Regions from separate parts of the Homo sapiens genome. Here region 1 is linked to region 2. Evidence: chromatin loops called from intact Hi-C (ENCODE). Cell type or tissue: IMR-90. All regions are shown on one strand. Links, peaks and the distances in the headings refer to the core of each region. The heading gives the core; the rest is flanking DNA.

Evidence for each region. Hi-C counts contacts between places; a loop is a spot of excess contacts. Peaks named below come from ENCODE experiments on the same cell type or tissue, not always from the same donor. Only the 100,000 strongest peaks of a DNase experiment are listed, where the experiment ranks them.
Region 1: a loop joins it to region 2, with 2.3 times the contacts of the local background. A loop is called at or near these places in 2 of 110 quality-filtered maps.

The regions. Positions count from the first base shown.
Region 1 is chr14:56,268,740-56,277,081 of GRCh38, forward strand. All of the region lies in intron 2 of PELI2 (pellino E3 ubiquitin protein ligase family member 2), which reads left to right. Among named protein-coding and RNA genes, the nearest start is that of LINC02284, 38 kb to the right of the region's middle. In IMR-90, for the core only: no CTCF peak of the experiment used is centred there; DNase peaks (open chromatin) are centred at 3,452 and 4,652; H3K27ac peaks cover 61 bases.
Region 2 is chr14:55,704,049-55,712,390 of GRCh38, forward strand. No RefSeq gene overlaps it. Among named protein-coding and RNA genes, the nearest start is that of LINC00520, 88 kb to the right of the region's middle. In IMR-90, for the core only: a CTCF peak has its summit at 3,480 (motif pointing right); DNase peaks (open chromatin) are centred at 3,473 and 7,333.

The sequences.
Region 1 (8,342 bases), core at 169-8,168, 560 kb after region 2:
CTGCAGGATCAGTCCCTGAAGTGACCAGCAGTTACGATGCCTGCTGTGTGTGTGTGTTGAGATGGGTGTGATTTCAGAGCATTGCCTCACACTGTGGTATGTGACGCTTTCAGATCTGCACCCCTGCTGCATCGTCTCATGCTTTGTAGGGAGCTGCTACACGGAGTCATTGTTGGGAGGTGCCATCAGAGTCTGCATTAAAGTGTGTGCTTTCAAAACTGAGACGAAAAGGCAGAAGAACTTTGAAAGTCCTGATTGGTTTTCATTTATGGTAACTAATGTACAGTGTGTGATTGGTAATGTGAACATGTTTATATAGATATGTGACTGAGTCACAGCATTCTTATGTGGGAAAGCTACACTTTGCCCCTGTTTTCCAAAAGATGTGGGACAAATAAAGCAATAAAAAGAATTGATTGGGTTAGGTGCAATGGCTCACACCTATAGTCCCGGCACTTTAGGAGGCCAAGGCAGACAGATCGCTTGAGCCTAGGAGTTAGAAACCAGCCTGGCCAACGTGGAGAAAACCCATCTCTACAAAAAAATACAAAAAATTAGCTGGGTGTGGTGGTGTGCGCCTGTGGTCCCAGCTACTCAAGAGGCTAAGGCAGGAGAATTGCTTGAGCCTGGGAGATTGAGGCTGCAATGAGCTGTGACTGTGCCACTGTACTCCAGCCAAGGTGACAGAGTGAGACCCTGTCTCAAAAAAGAAAAAAAAAATAGATTGCACATTAGGTTGACTTAATACGTTCTAAAACACAATGAAAAAATCCATACAAACTTCAATATGAACCTTTCACTTATTTAGCAATTTGTCATAAACTGGGTAGATATAGTAGTTGAAACTCAATTCTTAGACAGCAGTGACCTTTCTGGGGACAAGGCCAGCACTTGTACAGGTGACAAAACTGAGGCCAGAGTACTTACGTAACTTGCCCAGAGTCCTACAGCCAGCCCGTGTTGGATTGGAGATTCAGCCCAATCTGTACTATTAGCGAAACAGTACACTGCTGGAATTGAAGGCTGGTTTAAAAAGACTGGAGTTCTTACCCTCAAGGAGCTTTTCATCTAATTGGAAATGGTAGGATTCCTGGGACCAGGTGTCCACAAAGCATGTGAATGTCACCTGCCCAACTCTCTGGCTGCAGCCTTTGGTGTTCATGTTTTCCCAACTATATTCAAGTCAGATCATCTTCTGAAACTGGTACCACCAACCAGATCTAGCTTCTTTGTACTTGAGCGTGACCCCAAATTAGAAACAGACTCTCCTCACATATTCTTACTTTCTCTGGTGTCTGTGCTTGCTGATAGATTGAGCGTGCCTGCCCCAGCCCTGTCCAGCACTCTTGCGTGCCATAGATTCTGTACCAGGGTTTATCGAATAGCTCAGTAAACCAATCCAGGATGGGCTCAGGAGTGGCCCAGGGCCGAGTTCAACGCTATTGCCTCTAACAAATAGGCCTATGATTTTGATTTACTAGAAAATGCTGTTGATTCTGATGAAATCCAAGTTAGCACTTTGTGACTTTCTTATCGTGGCCATGGTTCCGGCGCTTGTTTGAAATATGGTTCCTTGAAAAGGTAGAATATTTTAAAGAGTGTGTTTCATGCAACGTAAATTGTGAATTCCTTTAGCCACCTCCTCTCTTTAGAAATAGTACTCACACATATTTTAAACATAAATTGACAAAGATGGCAGAGACCTCATCTTCCCTGTAGCAAATTGAACCAGACTGATTGAGGATTTATTGCCTAATTATACTTGTCAGCCTGACATAATAGTCATTAGTTCTAGAAAAATATGTTTGTCATACCAGGATTATCTCTAATTAATACAGTCAATATCTAGCATATACTTAAAGCCAAACAGAATAGTGGGGTCCAAAAAAATGTTATGGACTGCAGGGAACTGCTCTAAATACAGGTTCATATTTGAAGGGAGAAAGTGCCATGTTTTATATACATCATTTTCTCTTCTTTAAATCCAGTGAAATCAGTGCTACTGACATTGACTCCCTTTATTGATGAATTATAAAGGTAGTAGTTGAAAGATCAGAGAGGTTATGGTTGGTGAGTAGCTGAACTCAGATTCAAACCTGGTCCAGTGTGTTGTTTTTTTCAGCATCAGAGTCCACTAGCCAAGTTGATCTCTGCAGTATCTACATGTGGTTATTCCATTTTTCTAAAGTACATGTAAAGTTTGAGCTCAGCAGAATAAAACCAGGTAGTCATATTGAGAAAGCCAGTTTGATATAAATGTTTCTTCTGCCCGATGTTTAAGCATTTGCTGGATTATCAGTGGCTACTGCAGTGAGGTGATGCAATTTTAGATGCAGTTAGTATCATGCCTCACGGGATAATTAGTACCTGCCCATATACGTTTGATACCCTCTAGTCCTCACCCTGCTCTGCCCCGACATCACAGTGTGCACAGTGCTCGAGATGGTAAAATCATTCAGCAGTTATTTCCAGGCTGCCGCACGCTCGCTGTAAACTCATTCATTTGCTCATAAATGTGCAGCTTTCTGCCATAAACATAAATATCAGAAGTTGTTTCTGAATAACAAAGGTTCAACTCATTGGCCCCACTCAGACCTACCCCCAAACAGTTTTATTATTATGTTTTCCCATACCGATTAAAATGTTTCTACAGCAATACACCTTGACATAGAAAGTTTGTATTTCATAACCAGAGCCACTGTGAGAGGTCAGTATAGTTATTTTTCCAATTTCGTTTGGCCCTTTCTGTGGTAGTCATTTTGTATAGTTGTTTATTTAGATTTTATAGTGGACTGAAATATTAAATTACCAATTAGATTTAACAGTTAAAGTGGCTGAAAATAAACTTGCCTAAAACACACATCATCATCTGCAGGGGAGCCGATACTTAGTCTGCGATGCCATATTAAATACTGCCATGTTGTGGCCATCATTCAGAAGGCTGTTGAGAACACAAGCGTACATTACGTTTCTTGGTAGAACCTAGAAGACAAAGAGGTCACTAGCTGTCCCAATAGAGCGTTCAGGACGTTTCCTAGCCCTGCTCCCATCGGGCAGGCTGTTAGAGAACCTCTGACTTCTTCACAGAGAGCAGATCGCGTGAGCCCAGGCAGAGTGAGGAGATGCATGCTCATCCCAGAGCACATCCAGCCCCAGGGACTCTTTCTTCCCAGGCATTTTGCGGGGACCTGAAAGGCAAGTGCAGTGGGCAGCCTCAGAGAAGAGCACCACGTTCAGATATGTGGTGCAGAGCTCTTCAGAGCAGCTTGGTATCTAGAAAACGTTGCTTCAGCATACAAGCCACACCAGATCTCTGGCCCTCTATTTTTGAGAGGCAGAAACAACCCTAATTATATCTACACACAAAGAAGACTATGCAGAGTGTGCTCATTTCAAAAACATTCATTTGATTTAGCCAGACTATTGTGTGGCCCAGGAACAATAACTGCAGTTCTATAATAGTCAACTTCCGGGATGTCTAGACAAGAGGGATATTAAACTCCTGAGTCATTTGGTACTAAGAAAGACTTCATAATAGAAAAATTGGTGTCCTTTGAAGAAAAAGAATTTCATTTTATTTGAAATGCAGATGCGAGCATGCACATGTATGTGCGTGCATGCATACACACACGCATGCACACCGCATTCCCTTAAATGAGGCAGACTCTAGTAAGGCATACCTCTTGGTATACAAAGGCAGACCTAGTAAGGCATACCTCTTTGGTATACATCATACATGTAGTTTGCAAAGCAGCCTCATAGTTTCTAACATACATGGTGATTTTCTTCTTCTGCCTTCCTAGTGTCCCCTCTATTCTTGCTCTAAATGTATTAAGGACTACAAAAATGTCCATGTGACACACTTGGTGGCCTTTGTCTTCTCTGGCAATACTTTGAATGATTCACAGATACTTTTTGTAGTCTATAATCATTTTAAATATTAATACAAAATTTTCTTCACATCTCAGTCTTCTAACCAGAGATTATCACAATAAAAATGCATATTTGCTTTAAACACAAACAACCTCTTAACATACATTCAGGAGCACATAACACTTCCATTAGAAACATAGACCCTGCTCTGTGTAGAGACACTGCTGCCTGCCATGGTAGACACACCTGTTCCGTTCTCTTGGGTGTAGGTAAGACGTACACACAGATAACCGTAGTGTCTTGGGTGATGAGTCACATAAGATTTTTTAAAAAGTGCTCTGGTACCAGTAGGCCTTGTAAGCTGATTGTTTCAGTTGTCTTTTGTTGTGTAGAAAACTACCACAGAATTTAGTGAGTTCACAAAAACCTTCTGTTTTATTCATTATTTTGTGGGTCAGGAATCTGGGAAGGGCACCACTGAGTAGTCAGTCTCTGGTCCACATCTGGGGCAGCTGGAGCTGGAGGATCCACTCTCACAGAGGCTTCTCCATGCACATGTCTGCATCTTGGTGCTCCCAGGCCTCCCTATCCCCATGTGGCATTTCATTCTCCAGGCCCTCTCCCTGTGGCTTTGGCTTCTTGGAGCCTAGTGGCATGTACGTAGTCAGGCTTCTTGCCCACAGCTGGGAACCCCCAGAGCGGCAAATGGAAGCTGCAAGCCTTTCCTGACCTAGTATCAGAAGTCCCATGTGTCACATCCACGGCATTCTCTTGGTCATTGAGCAAGCTACTGAAGCCAGCCCAGATGCCAGATGATACATGATGATTGCACAAAAGCATCTTCAGGACAGAAAGTTAAGGGCTGCAAAAAAGCTGATTATAAAATTCCTTTGAGGAATAAATCAGTTTTGTAGCTACTGGCTGCCCAACAGCTACTTTGTATTTGAGGAGAAAAAGTGAAATGTTACACATTGTTTTGCATTTGATTTTTGCCTTAATACAGTGAAATCAGCCCGGCTTTGACTCCCTATTGGATTAATTATGAAGGTAATAATGCTAACTGTATGTGAACAACAGTGGCAAGAGAGGGCTCAGGGGTGACATGAAGTTTTTAAGTGTGAGTGACTGTTGTGCTATTGACTGAAATAGGAAACCCAGAAGGAGAAAATGTTTGAACCAAACCATGTAATGATGCTGTACACTGCAAGTGACAAAATGCCTAACGAAAAGCAGCCTAAAACCCTGATTTTTATTCCAGAGGTCTGGGGACAGGTAGTTCCACGTTTGATTCAGCATCTCAAAGATGTCAGGGCTCTGAGCCAACTTCTGTGAGAGTCTTTTGACCTTCCTCTCACGTTGCAAGGTGGTCTACTTCAGCTCCAAACATCATGTCATATTTTAGTGACAGAGAAGGGAAGGAGTCTCTCTCAGTGTCTCTCATCCCCAGGAGCTCCACACCAGATGTCTCCTAAGTCCCACTGGCCGAAAGTGGATACATTTCCATGCGCTAGCCTCAGAGGAGAGTGGGAGAGCTAGCGTGGATGTCGTCAGGCTTTTTCGCAGGAAGCCAGCTCAGCCAGCAGGGAAAAGGACATTAGTAAGGCAACCAACAGTGTCTGCCACAGTGATAAATCCCATTTTCTCTCTCCATACAGTTGATAAAGGCTCACTTAGCAGCCTTATAGAGCTTGAATTAAATGGGCTAAATCATAACTATAATAAATTAATATTTTCTGGATATGTGTTAGTTTCTCTATTGGCTTTCACTTTGTGGTTGAGAGCTAACACTGCTTCTTAACAAATAAAAGATTTAATTATTTATTTCCCTCATACTTTAAAATTTGGATGAAAATTCTTTGGCTGCCATTAAGACATGTTACCCATTGTTTATCCTGCAATACTGCCTTCTGTTATCATTACATTTTATATAAGTGCCTTTACGTGTGTATATGGGTTTATAAGAGGAAGAAAATTCTCTAGACGTATGAACCATGTTTGTTTTAGAGTCTGGAGACTCACAAAACTCCCTGACATTAGTTTTGAGTTGTAAGTTGAAGCAGGACAGCCAGTTCTAACTGTTCTCATCCCTGAATGGCAAAGGCTGGCAGAGCTGAGCCTGTGACACAAGCAGCATAGCTGTAAGAAAATACATATCCTCAGCTGAGAAGAAAATACTTGACTCACATCTGGTCTGGGCATCTGGGATTGCAAAGTAAGGCTTAATTTCTTCAGCTGGATAAAGCTGAAATTCTTTAATCTGTTTATCTGTAATTGCCCAGTTATATTTTAACCTAATAACATTTATACTGTAATAAAGTGGTTTTTATAGACTCAAAACATTTGAGCTGAGAGTGTCACTACTGGTACCTTTGCTAGTGAGAAGTAGGGAAGGTGAGGGGAAGACCTGAAGAAAGAAACTCTAAATCTCATCTTGTATCTGTAGCAGTTCATTCGTTCATTCATTCATTCATTCATTCATTCGTTTGACATTCATTGAATGCCTGCCACACTGTTGATGCTGGGGTGGAAAAATAAATAAGACTGAACGTGTGTTCGAGGCACATGCAGTGTTATGAGAACAGAGGTGGCGACCTGCGTTCTCATCACAGCTGCCCAATAGAGAAGTGAATATAGGAAATCATTATTGTCTACACCAGCAGTCCCCAGCCATTTTGGCACCAGGGACCAGTTTTGTGAAAAACAATTTCTCCACGGACCGGGGAGGCACATGGTTTTGGGATGATTCAAGCACGTTACATTTGTTGTGTACTGTATTTCTATTATTATTTCATTGTAATATATAACTAAATAATTATATAATTCACCATAATATAGAATCAGTGGGAGCCCTGAGTTTGTTTTCCAGCAACCAGACAGTCCCATCTGGGGATGATGGGAGACAGTAACAGATCATCAGGCATTAGATTCTCATAAGGAGCGCACAGTCTAGATCCCTCACATGCGCATTCACAATAGGGTTCACGCTCCTATGAGAACCTAATGCCGCTGCTGATCTGACAGGAGGAGCTCAGGTGGCAATGATAGCAATGGGGAGCAGCTGTAAATACAGATGAAACTTCGCTTGCTCGTCTGCCACTCACCTCCTGCTGTGTGCCGTGGTTCCTAACAGGCCACAGACTGATAGCAGCCTGTGGCCCAGGGGTTGGGGACCCCTGGTGTACACAGCAAGCTGCTTGAGCTGGTTTTCTTTATGATGTTAAAGAGCTTTCTAAATTTGTGTTGATGTAGTAAGGTCACAGCATTATGTTACAGTAATTGTGTTTGAACTAAGTTATAGTGAATGCCAAGAAAAGACCCTACCTGCTCTCCTTTCTGATATTTTGGAAATAGATTCCAAAACAACTTAGGGCCTTGGAGAAACTTTTATTTCCAAAATACTGGAAATGATTGGCTCAAGTCAGTGAATCTGTCATTTACTAGAAACTCTATTTCTGAAAGTCATATTTTAAATGTTAAAAAATATTGTTGAACAATTGATACTTCTAACAAAAAGTTCAATGCCATATGTACTTGCAGACTTTTCCGTAAGACATGACCCAAGAAGGAAAGTGAAAATTGATCTCAGGTTTAAACTCTTCTTTAATTTCCCCTAACCACCTAAATCTGACTCTATTTTAGACTTTAATACATGGAAACAAGGTCATGTGAGCCCTAATTCATGTAATTGAAGGAAGTCTACACTTCCCCATTTATTGACGATGATCCTGCTGGTGGCCTTAGGCGCCCTGGTTTTTACTGCCACCAAATCCCAGTCCTGGCTTTAGTCTCATCTTTTCAGGCCAGCCCAGCCCACGTTTCTGCTTTCCATAGGTGCAGCATGTTGGACCCCAGGGCACCAGTACTCCGGGCCTTTGTAGGGTCAGGACTCTTCTCCTGGCTTAGCATTACCAGAGGGAAATCCTTGCCAGAACTGGAAGTGACTTCGAGGTGACTATCATGCTAGTTCCGAAGTTCCTCAGCCACCCATGCTGCAGGGTGTGCATTACCTGCTGCCCCGGAGCCACTCCCCACCTTCATGGGATTTGTTTCTGCCTGCAGTCTCTTTTCCCACTTTCATACCTTCCCCAAATTCCAAGGCCTCCAAATCACAGCCCTTGGCTAGTACTTTTTTAATCTAAAAGACACAGAAAAGGCATTTTCCTAACCTAAAAGCATTCCCCTTTCCTAACCCTGGCCATTTGCCTTAAGCAACGTACAAAAATGGCAGAAGTCTGATATCACAGATTTTCTTTAAATGGGCTCAACATTCAAAGCATCCTACATCAGTGTTTTCTTTCCATTTTGGGGGCTTGGGTAAGACTCCCCTTTGCTGTGGGCAGTTTCCAGGTAATGTGATGCTTTCGCTATAAATACCCTTTTTCATGTGCTACATAGTCTTATAGTTTGGGTCACAAGAATATTTTTATAATGAAACACCTTACAATAATTTGTGTCCAGTAACAACTTGC
Region 2 (8,342 bases), core at 330-8,329:
CCGACTCTCCCTGCAGACCTTGGGACTTAACCAGCTTCTGTAATTGCATGAGCCAAGTCCTTATAATAAATCTCTTATAATAGAATCTGTCTACCCTATTGGTTCTATTTCTCTGGGGAACCCTGATGATACACTGCTGTATCTTATGTGTATATGCCAACAAGTGGTGGTAAAGCAAGAAAGTGCCTTTCCCTTCAAAATGGAAACTTTCTATAGAAATATGTGGACTTGGAGCAGATATTAGTTATTCCTTGCATTTAGGGTATGGACCCTGGTTCAAGGAAATGAACAAGTCAGGGGGCAAGGCATTGATGAACAGGGCAGTTGATAGCTCTTTTGCTCAGGCCCCAGAACTACTACCACCAGACTTCTATCACAGTCCCTGTGAATGCTCTGTTGACCACGCTGGTGTCTGATGATCAGTCTGGAAGCTCTCCCTCCCTCCTGGCCCCAGGATGAAGACAGATGGGGAAAGGGCACACGTTGCATGGAACAGAATCTGCAGAAAATGCAAAACCAAAGAAAAGAAAGACATTTCCTTTAGCCATATCTGGCTAAAGTTGTTCAATTCCAGCAAGGAGAATTTGGAAATTAATGTGAGTCCACCCTAGTACAGATTATTTATCTTTTATTGTATATAATTATGATTGATAACTGTAATGATAGGAATATAGTAATAACAGTGGTGACCATGAATTGAATAATTGCAATGTTTCAGCTGCTGTGCTAAGTACTTTCAGGATATCATCTCATTAAACCTTCCACTAAATGAAGTAGATTCCATTTTTATCCCATTGTACAGATGAGAAAACTGAGACCCAGAGAGATTCATTGACTTGCCCAAGATCATACAGCTACTAAGTGGCTTAATCAAGGCGTCACCCAGGTAATGTGACACTAGAACCTCTATGCTCTTAACCTCATTCCCTAGAGTGAATGTGGTCATTCTTATCTGGTTCTTTGTGCTGGCTTCATAAAGTTAAAGAACCCTCTTCAGTTCTTGAATAAGGTAGCCCTCAACGGACAACTGCAGTCAAGATTTGGGTGTCCAGACTGGACTGAGGAGGTGCACAGCTTGCCTATTAAATGCTGCCTTAGCTAAGCTTGTCCCAGCCAGGTGAGCCATCTTTTCAGGTTCCCACTCACAGTAACATTTGCTGCTTCTTAGGATGTCAGCATTGTAATCACACCACCTTTAAGTAGACAGCCTTTGGTTCCAAATTCTTGTTCTGTTCCTCAAGCTGTGTAGCCATCAGCGAGTGGCCTAAACTTTTACAGCCCCAATCTTTGTACCTGTCCAGCAAGGATTCTAACACCTTCTCATAGATCATTGTGAGGACTATAGGATAAATGTGGGTCAAGCATCTTACACTGCCTGGCACGTAGACAGTACTCAATGAATGTTCATCTCCCAGCGCAAGAGCTGTATCTTCTTGGTCCTGTACATTTCACCCACCATCACCTAAGACTTGGAGACATCATTTTTTTCAATGTGCATGAATAGAATCCTTCAATCAGATATTGTTGAGTGCAAATATGGTGGTGCAAATACGATGCTAAGCACAGTGAATTAGGCCTCTGGTTCCCAAGTGTCCCTGGCTCCTGAGGTGGGGTCAGCATGGCAGGTCCCTGGTTTGTTACAGTTTTGTCCACCCTTGGTGTGGGCTCACAGGGAAGGCTGGAAGCTTTGAAGAAACTGACACTTGGATGGAGTCTGCTGTGTGCACTTTAGGGACTGGAGTATGAGTTCTCCAAGCTCATTGCAGAGAGGCATGCACGGGCTTGATTGTGTGGGCTGGTATCTCACATCCCAGGGCATAACTATTGAGAAAGACCTTCCTAGTATGCAGGAAAAAGAATTATAGACTTCTGCCACTTGGAGGTGGCAAGGATGGTGTTTTCTTCAGCAGTAGGAAGGAAGCATCAGGATAAAGAAGTTTCTGTAGTTCCTGAATACCATTTTACTTTCTCTCCTACTTATTATTTCATAAGGCCTAATGGGATGTGGCAGACTCTTGACTCCTCCATGAAGTGGAGACAGGCCAGCACCTGCGATGAGGGCTGCCTGGGTGACTTGTGGTTGTGTCAAAAGTGTTTGCTCAAGAATAAGCTGTTTGCTTTTCATCCTGACGTCTGCTAAGCCCAGGTGCTGGAGCTATTTTTGGTAGCTGACTTCAGGAATTACTTTTCGCTATCCCCAGGCAGATCTCATAAGCCCATAATTGCTGTGAACCTCTGTGTGTGTGTGTGTGCGCATGCACTCAGGTGCATGTGTGCTTCATAAGCTTGCTCACTGATAATAAGCCAGATTTAGAGTCTTAAAAAGCTCCCTATCTGATTTTTCCACACTTTCTTATGACCACTAGTTCCTCTTTAACCACCAGGGATAAAGTCTTTGAGGAAGAGAATTGTTCTGAGCAACGCCTGGTCTAATGTGCTCTTCTGATTGCACTTAGCTCCCAGGGTTCCTAGGCTGGACAGGCAGACTTTATAGCATCTGAAGGAGCATCTGGAAAGGACACCCTGCAATTTTGCACTTCTTGTCAGGCCAAGGTTCTTCTGCTTTAGAAATGAACCCTAAGACAGGTCATAAGCCAGGCCAAGGAGGGAAAAATAACTGGAAAATAAGGAAAATTGAGAAAGAGAAGTAGATTTTTTTTTTTTTTTTCTGAGACAGGGTCTTGCTCTGTCACCCAGGCTGTAGTGCAGTGGTGTGATCATGGTTCACTGCAGACTTGAACTCCTGGCCTTAAGCGATCCTCCTGCCTCAGCCTCCCAAAGCACTGGGATTACAGGCACAAGCTCCTGCATCTGGTTGAAAGTAGATTTAAGTAAAGTACATGTTTTTCAGTTAGATACAAGGAAGAATTGTCTCCCAGCAGGCTCAGAAATCATAAATGTGATCCTGAGGAAGTGAAAGACCACTCCTAAAAGATGCCATTAACAAGCAGCAGCAGCAGCAGCAGCAACAACAACCACCACCATGACATTTTAAAAGGTCTTACCTCACACCAGGCACAGTGCTCAAGCCAGTACTGAATGATTCATATAGTGGTTATTGTATCTCTATGATATATACAGTCTCAACCCCTTTTACACATATGGAAATGGAGGCTCATGGTTTAAGCCACTGGCTCGAAATCACAAAGGGGTGCATGGTGGCACCAGGCTACAAATGTAGGTCTGACTCCAAATCCCTAGGTAGTTTTCTGTCTCGGATTTTGATTAATAGGCTCCAAAGCAATGTCAGTGTGAGATGATTTGGAAGTGGAATCCATATTGTCTATTTTACAAAGTAGTTATCCAGATACATGAAATTACCTGTGTGAAAGCACTTTGAGGAGCATGCAGTACTGTTCAAGTATAAAAAGGCATCATCATCATCATCATCGTCATTGTCATCACCATCATCGCGGTCACTTAATTTCTCCAGCTCTGCCAATAGATTCTTATGGCATTTCACATATCCAATCACTAGGGGGAGGCAATAGACAATGCATATAAGCAAACTTAGTTTTGGAAGGAAAGTTTATTTTTCCTGTAAGTGATGCTCAGAGATTTAAAATAAATAAGCAAAGGTTTGTATTAGGGACTGGCAGCCATTCCCGTCAAGGTTTGATCTTGTGCTTTTGTTGAAGTGTTTCCCTGAGGGCATCTTCGTCTATCACAAATACTTATGAATAGTGGGTATTGCCCAACAAAGGCCTGACATCGACTTTTGTTTCATTGTTCCTGCTTCTTGCCTTCTTTCCCCACTGTGATTCTGCCTGTGATCATTTCTGCTTTCGTTGAGGTGCAGTTTTTCCTTTATTCTCCCCATTCCATTTGACTATGGACCGTGTTTGTTGGTCATCTGAGGCAGAGCCAGTAGGGCATGTTCCTGATCTCTCCTGTCCCTTAACGGTGCTGCCCTGGGGTACCTTTGGCTTCCATGGAATCTCTTCCTCAGTCTTGGGGTTCCTGAGGTGACCTTCTTGGCTCTCGTATGCAGACCATTCTGACTCTTCCTACATCATTCTCATCCACACTTTTCTTACTGTGGCGATGTTGACTTCTCTTTCCATCCTTCTGGAATTCCACATCTGCCTTCATTTCCTTTCTGCTAGGTGGAGAGGATGTTGGACTAGGAGTTCAGGTCCTGTGAGTACTACTTACTAGCTAGTTGGCCTTGAGACACAGGAGGACCCCACTGAGCCTTTGTTTCAGGGATCATTATAACTTCCATGTCTACTTCCCAGGCAAAGGACTATTTATTTTGTAGCCTAAATTAATCGGCCTAGGCTGTTCATGTAGAGTTATCTAAATAGTTCATCTTCTTTTCCATTTCATGTATTTCTGTGGGTCAGTCCCAAGGTTCTCATAAAGAAGCCCTCTCTGGTAGTGTCTGCACTGTTCCACCAGGTGCAAGTGATCTGCCAGCCAAAGTAGATTCTGCTGTGGCTTCCCTGGAAACCAAAGCTGTATGGGGTTGTGTCTTAGCTCATTAGGGCTGCTATAACTAATTACCATAGACTAGATGGTTTATAAACAACAGAAGTGTATTTCTCGCAGCTCGGAGGTCTAGAAGTCTGAGGTCAGGGTGCAGCATGGCCAGGTTCTGGCAAGGCCAGGCCCTCTCCTGGGTTGCAGGCTGCTCACTTCTCTTTGGGTCTTCACATGGGAGGAAGAGAGCAAGAGCGAGAGCGAGGACGAGAGGGACAACTCTCTGGATCCCTTTTATAAGGGCATTAATCCCATTCGTGATGGCTCCACCCACATGACCTATTTACCACCCAAAGGCCCCACCTCCTAATACCATCACATTGGGGATTAGGATTTCAGTGTATGAATTTTAGGGACACAAACATTCATTCCATAACAAGCTGTGCTGCCAAGGGGAAGTGCAGCTGTCTCCCCGGTGTGTTGCCTTCTGCTAGAAGGGTTCCAAAGCAGTGTTGCTTGAACCTCCATGAGCTAGAGTTCCCATTCCTCTCAGTTACCTCTCTCTCACCTACAGGGCTGGCTGGAGGTGGATTCCTGTAGTATCCCCCATACTTTCATTTTTAATAACTTCTATTCTCCTTTAACAACCAAGGACCAATCCATTGTGCCCAACTGTCTCTTTCCTTAGGATGAGTCCTACCTTCCTTCACCCTTCTGAAAATAGACTATTTGCCAGGCATGCCTTAATACTTTAAAGTCCATCAGGTGAAAAATCTTGAGTTCTTCCCAGGAGACTTTCCATGTATGTTTCCTGTTGTCAGGCCTGTCCCTGTGGCTCCTGAATATATCTAAGTCCCAGCGGTGGACAACAGAGAGCTCTGGCTGAAGACAAGAGTTCTGTTTTAGTTAAAAAGAGTTTCATTGTCATCAGAACTATCTTTCTCTTGTCTTGTCCTTTGTGGCTCTTCTTCCTTCTTCAGCATTTCAACCTTGATTTCTTTCTTTCATTTTAAATACCACCATAAGGTGTTTAAAACTGAAGGTGTGTCAAAATGACACAGGATTTGCTTCAAGGGGCTCCCCTGGACAAATTTCGGACAACCTGAGAATCAAAATTAGTAATAACAGTTATGAGTAATAACTCATTGCATTAAAAAAGAACCTATCCATCTATATTTATACTAAATAAAAGGGGAGGGGAGAAGGGAAAGCCTTTCTTTGTAGAAGAATGCCAATTAATAAATACAAATGATAGAATTACAAAAGCACCATTTTCAACCACTATGGTGGTTGAAATAATTATTATTGTAATATTATTACAATTATTTTTATTAATTTTTATATTATTTTAATTATTACATAGTAATAATTCAGGCAAGAATTATTAATGGTTTCTAAAACCATTGGCTGAAATGTTGTTGGGGAAGAGGATGTTCACAGTCTCAAAGTATCGTCCCATAGATTACTTACTAATTACAAAGGGAAAAGGGAACTTTTATGGTGGAGAAATTTGGCAGATACTGCTATAACTAAGTGATCAAACTTAACATCAATAATAGACAAATCATCATTATGGCCTCTGATGTGACATATGAGGACACAACACCACCTGCACAGAATTCCTGCCAAAAATATTGAATTTGAATCTAATCAAGAATAAACAACCAAATCAACCCAAATTGAAGGACATTCTGCAAAGCAACTGGCCTGGATTCTTCAAACAGTCAGTGTCATAAAAGACAAAAAGTCTGGGAACTATCCCAGATTAAAAGAAACTAACAAGACATTCAACTAACTGCTATCGATGTGTAATCGATGATTGGATTTTGGATACTGGAGGAAAATTGGACTCTAAAGAATATTATTAGCACAAGTAAGGAAATTTAAATGTAGACTACAGTAGTATACAGTTAAAAATGGTAATTTGGTTAATATAGAAAAAGTTAAAATTAAATTTAATATTCAGTATTTATGCATGTGTGTCTCAAACAAATAATTTCTGTGTTGTTTTAAAAAATCTCTATCTTATGGGCTGCCATATCTTATGGGCTGATCCTTACTCACTCCTTCTCTATTCTTCCCTCTCAATTTTCTTTCCTTTACTTTTCTGTTAGAGGGAACTAACACAGAAATAAGGGAACATAACCAAGAAATGGCCGTTTGAAGGGTACCATGATTAACTGGTGTTTCCCTTTGGGACAATTGTGGTATAGACAAAGCCTTTCATGGCCAGAGCCACTTCTATTTTTGTTGGACAAGTGCTTGCATGACACTAGCTTGAGTTATTTTTACTTCCTTTGGGCTCTGATGGTTGACTTACTTGAAAAGCACAGAATTTCCTTTCTTTGCTCTTTCTGGCTCTGTATCCAGGGCAGGAGCCTGAAATCAGGGAGGCTCCATAAAAGGGTCATGTGGATTCTGTAGCTCCTTGGATTAGACCATGGTCGGTGAAGCTGGCAGTTCCTTGCCAAGAAGAGAAAAGCTATTGTTTAAAAAAAAATTATTACTATTATTTATTATTATCTGAGTTCCAGCAGTCAAAATGCCTGAAGGAGGATAAGGTTGATTTCATAAACAATAGAATTAAAAAGAATGAATAATTATGTAAGGACAGCCTTCTTGCCAAATACAAATCTTTTTCCTGGCTTTGGAGGCGTTTCCTTGGTTTTGCTTTTTGAGTTAGTGGAGGAGATAAATTGAATTTGATGTCAGGAGTGTTTTAGAGAAAGGATCACACTGTCAGAGCCAAGCCCCTGGTTGGGGGGATGATGATAGAGACCCAGAGAGGTCTGGGTGATTCTTGAGCATAGTAACTTGCACTTCCCTGCCCATGGTGCAGCCCAAGGAGACCACATACTTCTTAGAGCTCTTCACAGGCAGCCTGGCCCCACAGCGGTGGAGAAGTCACATATGACTGGACAACAGCCAGAGGGCTCTGACGTTAGCCTCATGGAATCCTGATACCCCATCTTAATGCAAAGAGAATATCCAAAGGTCCTTATGCCTCCTGAAAGGGCAGGGTGGAGCTGAGAGAGGACTACAGTGGTAATGGGGAAGACACAGTGTGCTTGGACGTTTATTTAAACTTGGCAAGATGAAATTCACTACCATCAGCAAAATGGGGGCTCACATTCAGAAATTAAAATTAATTTCTGATTTATATAAAGCTAAATACTTTTATTTAAATATTTTTATGTAACTAAATTTGCTATTATTTAAAATTAAATAATAACAATAAAATTTCTGATTTATATAAAATTAATATTCTACTTTGACAGTTGGAGGTTGTGAAATTTGAATGGCTGTGCTTATTTTGTTGGGTTTAGCTGGAGCCTAAATGAATGAGAAGGCACTATTCTGGTGTTACCCATAGCAGACAGTATCTGAGTTTTCTTGGCTTGTTTTGGTTTGGATTACATGATTTCTCAGGACTATAAGACTGGCTATTTCAGCCCATTTCTCCTGGTTCACCTGGGATTCCTGAGACATAAAGAGGGCTACTGGTGGCTTGTGATGGGTCCTCCCCCTTTTCAGGCCTCATTACTCATCCTCAGTCTGCACCCAGTGGCCTGAGCTGTGAGAAGATGGGTGCTATGGTTTGAATGTGTCCCCCGAAGTTCATGTGTTGGAAACTTAATCCCCAACACAACAGTGTTGACAGGTGGGACCTTTAATGGATGAATGTTGTTATTGTGGGAGTAGGTTTGCTATAAAAGCAGGTTTGGCCCTCTCTTTTGTCTCTCTTGCCGTATGATATCTTCCACCATGTTATGACCCAGCAAGAAGGCCTCACTAGATGCCATCCCCTCGATCTTGGACTTTCCAGCCCCTAGAACCATGAGCCAAATAAATTTCTGTTCATTATAATTTGCCCAGTTGGTAGCATTCTGTTATAGTAGCAGAAGATGAACCAAGACAAT